3 separate regions of the Homo sapiens genome follow, and regions 2 and 3 are each linked to region 1. The links are chromatin contacts, found by Hi-C or POLR2A ChIA-PET in ENCODE. All regions are on one chromosome and are shown on one strand. Each heading gives the region's core, a stretch centred on a gene start or an enhancer-like site at or near the end of the contact. The rest is flanking DNA. Distances are from core to core; before and after follow the strand shown. Region 1 holds the start of SEC63 (SEC63 protein translocation regulator). Region 2 holds the start of ARMC2 (armadillo repeat containing 2). Region 3 overlaps PDSS2 (decaprenyl diphosphate synthase subunit 2).

Region 1 (2,744 bases), core at 133-2,632:
AAGTAGAGTATATAACCTGGACAACCTAGACCTCCAGCACACCCAATTGAAGAGAAGATATTTAAGCAAGTTAGCACAGCTCTTGTGCAATAGAAAGCTTTCCCTAAGTTGTTAATACTCAAAACCCACTCCTTACTGTTAACACTACCATAAATAACCCATTAGGCCCTCGCAGTTACATCAGCTTTAAGAATACCATCTGCCATATGTCCTAGTAGAGTGCAACAAATGGATGCAAACATTACCCAAACATCAAGTGAAATATGAAAAGAATCTGTTATTCTGTGCTTTAATTCGATGTTGTTTAATGTGAAAAGACTTAGAACCAAAAGTAAATCGACCCACTACCTCAAAATTCCCTACAAGATTAATTAAACGAGACTTAATCCTTCATACTTGCACTTTTTCCGTCACAAACAGGAAACTCCGAAGAAAAGGAAATAGAAAAAAGCCTATTTTTGCTAAGAGGAATAACGGCATTGCTTCCAACCCCCACAGTGAGTGAACAAATGAAAAAGCAACGGGAGGAAGTGACGGGGGTAGGCGGTGGAAAGCTCAATTGGAGTCCTAAGCATGCCACCCGGCTCAGAGATGCCCTAAAACATCTGTTAAGAGCAGCTGCAACAGGGAAACCGGAGTCGGGGGATGAGGGCCGCGAACTGGACGGACTGAGAGTTGTGCCCGCACGTTCAGTCTCTTCTTGGCCAACTCTTTGCTCACCTCCCAAGTCCCCATCCCGCTTCCTCCATAAAGAAAAATCCCCAATAAAAGCAAAGGCAGAGAAGACAAAGAGGCAGGAGGAGGCTGCAAGGAGCGTCCACAACAATGGAGAAGATGGAGCGAGCGAAACTCCTGAGGACAATGAAGGGAGGTGGAGAAGCGCCGAGGGAAACGCTGCTGACCCGGGCCCCGCCAGTGGCGGACGCTGGACACAGGCCGGGCCGCACCGTCCCTGTCATCCCGGACGCCGCGGGCTGGGGCCGGGCAAGCGGGCGCCGCAGGGCCTGGGGGCGCTGGCGGGGCCTGCGCGGGTTCGCGGGCAAAGGCCGGCGGGACTCACCGGCATTCTGATCTCGGGGCCAGAGGTAGTATGTCGCCGGGATCACGATGAGCCCCACGAAGGAGGTGAGGAAGTAGAAGAAGGTGTTCCCACTGTCATCGTACTGGAACTGCTGCCCGGCCATGGCACCCCCTCCTCCGCCTCGCTCTTCTCACCGCCGCCGCCACGACCACGCTCTGCACTCCCGCTCCCAACGCCCCGGCCCGAGTGGCGTAGCTTGGACACTGCCGCCGCCGCCTCTCCTCCCCGCCCCCACGCCACTCTCACGGACACGCCGCCGCCACCTCTGCCGCTGCCGCCGCCGTCGCCAGCTCTCGCGAGAGGAGATAGTTCCCGCCCCGCTCAGTTTTCCCTCCCCCTGCGTGTCCCCAGCGAGCTCGCTAAGGGAGACGTGGCGAGCGCAACGGTGGAACTCGGCGAGGTCTCGCCCTTAGCCCCGCCCTAACGTCAAAGCCCTCCCCCAACCCCTCCCCTAGGGTCCCGCCCCTAACCGCTCCGCCTTCCTCCACCGCTCAGTTTCCCAGCGCACCACGCCGGATTCCGGGCGTCGGCGTACAGGATCCCAGAGAAGGCTTCCCGCCGGAGCAGCGGTCGCGGGCGGTTCACCTGGCTGCGCAGGGGTCCCAGATATTCAGAGAAGAGCTGAGGCTCAGCCTGTCCTGCCCTCTGGATTAATTGCCCTGGTTGATCACGTTTCCTTGGGTTCTGGATCTGCTCCTCCAGCCCCCATATTTTGGAAACAAGTGTCATTTAGAATAGGGGGTGGGAGGCCGGGCACAGTGGCTCACGCCTGTAATCCCAGCACTTTGAGAGGCCGAGGCGGACGGATCATGAGATCAGGAGTTCGAGACCAGCCTGACCAACATGGTGAAACCCACTCTCTACTAAAAATACAAAAATTAGCCGGACGTGGTGGCGCGCGCCTCCATCTCAAAAAAAAAAAAAATTGGGGGATGGGGAGGTGTGGGTTGCGGGAGGTGTGGGTTGCAGTTGTGTTTTCAAAGCAATGTTTACTATCTGGCCGGGCGCAGTGGCTCATGCCTGTAATCCCAGTACTTTGGGAGACCGGGTGGATCATGAGGTCAGGAGTTCCAGACCAGCCTAACCAACATGGTGAAACCGCGTCTCTACTAAAAATACAAAAACTAGCCGGCTGTGGTGGCACGCGCCTGTAATCCCAGCTACTCAGGAGGCTGAGGCAGGAGAATCGCTTGAACCCGGGAGGCGGAGGTTGCAGTGAGACCGGATCGCTCTCCACTGGGCGACAGATTTGAATCTACGCTGTGCCCATCTTGCAGATGAAGATTTCCCCAAGCCGTTACAGATGGTTCCCTACCCATTCCAGAGCTGCTAATTATAACCACCAGCTTCAGGCGGTAGGCTGAGACCTTTATTGTTTTGTGTCATTTAGTCATCAGTAAACCCCATGGAATAAAGCAAAGTATGTCTGCTCTACAAATGAGAAAATTGAGGCCCAGAGAGACTGCCCAAGGTCCCTCACAGTAAAAGAATGTCTGAGGATTCAAACCCATATCATTTTGATGCCACAAAGCCAGTGTGCCCTTGACCCTCCATCGCCCAGGACCTTAAAATTTCCTGACAGTGACTGGCATTCTCCCTGCGGGTTGTGAACAGGAAACTGCATTTCAGGGATGGACGGTGGCGGGAGCAGTCGCTCTCGGGA
Region 2 (2,744 bases), core at 95-2,594, 890 kb after region 1:
CCTTCCTTCTCCTCCTCCTCCTCACTGCCAGTTTGATCCAAGCTGGGCCTTAAACAACCTCTAGTGAATAGAGGGGCGGGTGGGGGTCGGGGACAAGCCTAAGCCTAGTGCACCCCTTCAGGGAAGGCCAGCTAGAGACCTTAAGCCTGGGGCTGGAATGGGGGAGGAAGACTTTTTGAAGTTTGATGCATTTGTTTATATCTTGCACCCAACATTATAGTTTTGAAATGAAGCTGTGGTTGAGATTTAGTTACAACAAGACTGTCAGTTATCTAAGAATGAGCAGAAAAATCCAGGGCTGTTTCGGGTCCTAAAATTATCCAATCAACGAATAGGTATTTATTTTCTGTTATGTTTGAAATCCTCTTGAGTATTTTGAAGAATATTTACATTCCTTTAGTTCAGGTTAGTATAATTTCCCACCTGGCACGATGCCTTACACATAGTATGTGCTCAAAAATATTTTCAATTTAATTATTCTTTACAAGATGCTTAGCACCAAGGGAAGTGGCATTTTCCCAGTGTTGATGACAAATAGCACTTCAGCTGGAAAATCTCCATATTTATAAAACGTGGTGCAAACCTGAATGGAGAGTGCTTATGATCTCACTTTTATTTAACACTGTACAGTGTTGCTAAATGGTCTAACAGGAGAAAAGGGAATTTAAACTAGAAACACATAAATGGAGTGCTTTTTGCCGTTCAACTGTGATGATGCACGAACAAAAAACGATTGGCCACGGGAGACCTAGACTGGAATCTCCTTCTCCTGCTCACTACACCTCAGGCCCCCAGTTCCTCTCCTGTGGATGGGGACGCCAGGCTGCCTACCTCAGACTCAGAAGGTACGATTACGTGCATACACTCTGCGAACTGAAGGGCTGTACAAATGCAAGGGCTTAATAACAGCCAACAGTTTAATATTCGTTGATTGCCACGTGCATAGCGCTTTACATCTATTTTCTCATGCAGTCTTCATAACAGCCCAAGACCTACCTAGGTACTATTATTAATATTTCCTGCCACTTGACATCGGAGGAAACAGAAGCTCAGCAAGTGGCTCCAGGTTATACAGAGCCCTAACCTGAGCCAGTAAATCCTTCTTACCCACAAGCATTAAGCTTCCGTCCTGCCTGCTGTTATTTAACAGAGGTGCTGGGATCCGGCAGGGGAGCAACAAATGTGGTTCGGCAAATTGCTAAACGAAAAGCGGACACCCGCCCACGACGCCTGCTCTGATCTGACCTCCCGGCCTACAGCCCTCTCCAGGCTCCTCCCACCCGCTCCGGCCGTCGCCACGCCTCGGAGCTTCTACGCATGCGTTGGCGGGACCCGCGCAGGCCCAGTGGCCGAGCGGCGTCGTGGGGTTACCCCGCCCGCGCCAGCGCTGCATCCCTGGCCGCTACCCGGGGAGAGCCGGAGGATGAATTGAACCTCGCAGCCGCTGCTATCTCCAGTGCTCATCACAGGTGCTTTGGGTCAGGTCGGAAGCCTCCTTCCCTGAGCCCTCGCCAAGCTCATTCCCCGGCCCGCCTCTCCCGCCCTGCAGCGGCCTGGCCCTGCGGTCTGGCTGCCGGGGCGGCGGCGGGAGGTAGTTTGTGTACGGTTACCATGGAGACGCTGGCTGCGGGGCGAAGTGGGAGGGTGGCCGGGCGGGGTGAGGATGCTGCTGCGCCCTGCCCTGGCCGGGACCGTGGAGGAGCGGGCACTGCCGTGGGTGGGGGAGCCGCTGTCCGAGCGGGAGGTGAGGTGTCCCCAGCGGCTCCCCAGGGACCCTTCCTGCCGTCGTCCGCCTGTGTGTCCTCGGATGGGGTAGAGAGACGATGAGTGCCCTGTGCATGCTGTCAGGGGTCCGGAGCGGTTGTCTTTTATTTATGTACTGTCGCACTTAGCCAAGTGCGTGGTGCTTAATAAGAAGCCCAGTAATATTTGTTGAATGAGAGTGGTAGACTAAGGGGCTTTGTCTAGGCAGGCGGTGACCGGGCCAGAGTCATACAGTTTATATCTGGGCACTTCCAGGCAACAGGGCCTCAATAAATAAAAACGTATGTGTAACAATATTTAACATACTTTAAAATCATGGAGTGTATACATAATGCCTTTTGTGATCCATTCCCACAAGTAACACAACAGATCTTACGTCCCACCCTGATTTATAATAATTATACTTTAATTTGGTTGAAAAGCAAGCACCATTTATTATATTTATCCTGGTTTCTTAATCTATGGGATTCTGGTTGTTGATGTTGATTTGGCATAGCTGATATTCAATAAAATGCTTAATAAAAATTATCTGTTTTCATAAAGGCAAGTACCACCACCCACCTTTTAAAAGGAGAAGTACGTAATGTAAATGACGAGTTGATGGGTGCAGCAAACCAACATGGCACATGTATACCTATGTATCAAACCTGTACATTGTGCACATGTACCCTAGAACTTAAAGTATAATAATAAAAAAAAACTTATGTATAGAAACACTGAACAAACGTCATTCTCTCTTTTGCAATTTCTTTTTTTAAATGTAGTTTTTCATTCGTGGAAATGATTTTGCTGTATCCTTTTATCATGTAGCACTTGGGCAATAATTGTTAACATCTTTAAGGGCCATATTTTAAAATGTTAACATTTTTAAAGCACTGTGCTAACGCACTTTACATGTATTATATCATTTAATTCTTCAAACAATCCTATGGGGCAATTATTATTACTATCCACCTTTTATAGATGAGGAAACTGATGCT
Region 3 (2,744 bases), core at 133-2,632, 630 kb before region 1:
CCCAGTGGGTTCAGGTCTGGCTCAGCCAATTTTTAACTGCTTGCTATGGGCAACAGCTCCAACCCCTCTCCATGTCTCTGCTTTCCCTCTCAGCTTTTGCCTAGACGACTTCACTAATTCCCTGGCTGACTCTCTATCTTGGACCTCACCTCTCAGGGTCACCTTCTAAGCGTCAGCTAATTATGTTCCATAGCACAGATACAGTAACATGACCCCTTTTGCTTAAACACCTTTTTGATAATAGCTAAGAATAAGAGCAAACACTTACAGAATGCTTACTATGCCATGCAGTATTCTACTCACTCGTTTAATTCTGAAAACCATTCTGTGAAGTACATACTGAGGTGCGGCTAGCAGGTGGTGCAGTCAGCTTCCAGATTCCAAGTCCACTCTGCTGCCTCTTGAACTCCCCACAATTTATCCAGGATATCGCCCTAATTCCTCAGGCCCTTCACAGTGTGACTTCAACCTTTCCTTTCCACCTCATCTTCATTCCCTGCTTCTCATATATGAGTTTCTAGGGCTGTGAGGCTGGCCTGTAGATGGCTGCCTTCAGTTCACAGGGCATTCTCCCTGTATATGCATATCTATGTCCAAATTTCCCCTTTTTATAAGGATGCCAGTTATATTGAGTTAGGGCCTATTCTAATGACCTCATTTTGACTTGATTAGCTCTGTAAAGATCCTTTCTCCTAATAAGGTCACATTGTGAGGTACTAGGGGTTAGGACTTCAACACATGAATTTTGGGAGGGTAAAATTCAATCCATAATACCTGCATACATAATGAAGCTAGTCTCTTTTCCATAAATTCATACAATCATGTAACAGTTATGTACTGAGTGCCTATTAATTACAATGTTGGTACTGTTCTGGGCCCTGCTAGGTACTTCTATACCCCACGTCTTTGTGAGGTATAGAAGCAGGGTGCAGTGGCGGGCGCCTGTAATCCCAGCTACTTGGGTAGCTCAGGCAGGAGAATTGCTTGAAACTGGGAGGCAGTGGCTTCAGTGAGCCGAGACTGCATCACTTCACTCCAGCCTAGGTGATAGAGCGAGACTCTGTCTCAAAAAAAAAAAAAAAAAGGAAAAAGGTAACATTTGCTGCTGTCAACAGATAAACCCTAAAATTTAAGTGGCTTAACAAATAGATTTTTCTTCTCATACATCTAGTCTGTATGGATGTTCCTGATGGGCAGGTGACTTTCCTTCAAGAGTGATTCAGGGACACAGGCAACTTTCATCTTGAATGGGTCACTTCCCAGATCATCTGCTTAAGGAGTATTACAGATGCAACATTTTTATGGCCAGGAAATAGTAAATATCACTTCTACTCCTACTCTATTGGCTAGATCTCAGTCACATGGCCAGCCACCTGCATGGGAAGCTGAGAAATGTAGTCTAGCCGGGTACTCAAGAAGAAAAGAAAGTGCGTTTGGCATACTTGCTTCAGTCTCTTCTACCAGTTAAGGTGCTGGGAAACTTCAGGAAATGAAAGTAGAGTGCAAATATGTTCAGTCTGTGGTCTGCTTTTAACTACTAGTTAGAAGAGAAGATTGAGTCAGTTCTTGATAAAACAACCGAGAAAGTGGAACCATCAGCCAAAATATTCACGTGAATTTCTGTAAACTTAATAATCATATCATGAGAAAAATCTATAGTTTTTAATATGCATTATATATTGTAATAAACTATCTTTTGTACACAAAATAAAACTATGCTATTACTAATAGAATGGGAAGTTGTAAACATTTTCTTGATTGTAGCTAGGGATAACTGTAAATTTAGTAATACTTGACTGGCTTTGCAACCAATTTTTTAAAAGTCAAGGTTAGTGGAATAAACCTAAAGTTCACAGTCTTGTTGGCAAAAGGCTATGGCGAATGTTTACAGTACATTTTTATAAATGTGGCTTTCTTGCCCGATTTTCAAAATGTAGTTATTACATTTTAGCCTAAATTCTGCCTCTCCTGGCTGTTATATGATTAGTTCACTAGACATCCACAGCACCAATTATATCCTTAGGCCAAACAAAAGAGATCACCTAACTCCCATTTGGTCCTTCAGGTAATTTACTCAGGTCCCGTTATCTGATATCAAAGTCAAGTTTTATGAGAGAAAAAATACCAACAAGGTAAATCCCAGTAGTTTGGAGGTGAATTAAAAAGCTCCCAAATTAGTACTTCCCTCAAATGTTAAATAATTCACTGTAGCATTATAGATACAAGACTCCAGCAAAAGTTACACTTGAACAATTAAGGAAGCAAGAGCTAAACAAATGACTTCAGGGGTAGAGAAACAAATTAATGGTTTCTCATAGCACTATACCAAATTACTTTTTCACATTAACAAGTGTGTAAAACACCCAAACACCCCCAATGACCTACTAGATGAAGTTTGATTATAGAAAATAGCCTGGGTTTACATGCCAGGATTATTCCCTAAATGTAACTGTGGATTCTATACACTTGAGTATAAAGCCCATTTATGTTATTTGGAAAGGTTTCATGTTCACAACGTACCCCTACTCTTTTCCAAAGTTCTTTTAGTCAAATTGCTTGGATTATAATGACCATCTGCCAACATGTTATGTGAAGGACCAAAAGCAATGAAATTGTTTCCTAGAGGCTAGACAAGAATTAGAAACACAAGGTTACATCACAGTGCACCATGTGCATACAGATTAATAGCTCCTGCTGAGTAGAAAGAGTATACACTTTGAGATAAAAATGGGATTTCAATCCCA

The links. A loop is a pair of places that touch in the nucleus more often than their neighbours do. ChIA-PET counts read pairs that join two places held with the same protein, here RNA polymerase II (POLR2A). Pooled maps may share reads with other maps.
Region 2: a loop to region 1 is called in a map of CD8-positive, alpha-beta T cell, with 24 times the contacts of the local background. The contact joins the promoter of ARMC2 here to the promoter of SEC63 in region 1. A Hi-C loop is called at or near these places in 2 of 168 maps with a recorded cell type or tissue (CD8-positive, alpha-beta T cell and naive thymus-derived CD4-positive, alpha-beta T cell) and 10 of 50 pooled maps. POLR2A ChIA-PET finds 5 or more read pairs at or near these places in 1 of 52 experiments (MCF 10A).
Region 3: a loop to region 1 is called in a pooled map, with 4 times the contacts of the local background. The contact joins the enhancer-like site here to the promoter of SEC63 in region 1. A Hi-C loop is called at or near these places in 2 of 50 pooled maps. POLR2A ChIA-PET finds 5 or more read pairs at or near these places in 2 of 52 experiments (H1 and activated B cell).

Annotation. Positions count from the first base shown.
Region 1 is chr6:107,956,826-107,959,569 of GRCh38, forward strand. SEC63 (SEC63 protein translocation regulator) reads right to left here and starts at 1,383. Exons shown (of 21, transcript NM_007214.5): 1 at 1,061-1,383. The coding sequence starts at 1,184. RefSeq lists enhancers at 822-1,423, 2,026-2,626 and a silencer at 1,046-1,585.
Region 2 is chr6:108,847,078-108,849,821 of GRCh38, forward strand. ARMC2 (armadillo repeat containing 2) reads left to right here and starts at 1,345. Exons shown (of 18, transcript NM_032131.6): 1 at 1,345-1,469. RefSeq lists a silencer at 1,603-1,702.
Region 3 is chr6:107,328,934-107,331,677 of GRCh38, forward strand. The region is part of intron 2 of PDSS2 (decaprenyl diphosphate synthase subunit 2); the gene reads right to left. Among named protein-coding and RNA genes, the nearest start is that of PDSS2, 130 kb to the right of the region's middle. Within about 2 kb of position 1,383, at least 3 of the 41 ENCODE cell types and tissues checked have a DNase peak (open chromatin) inside an H3K27ac peak, as active enhancers do.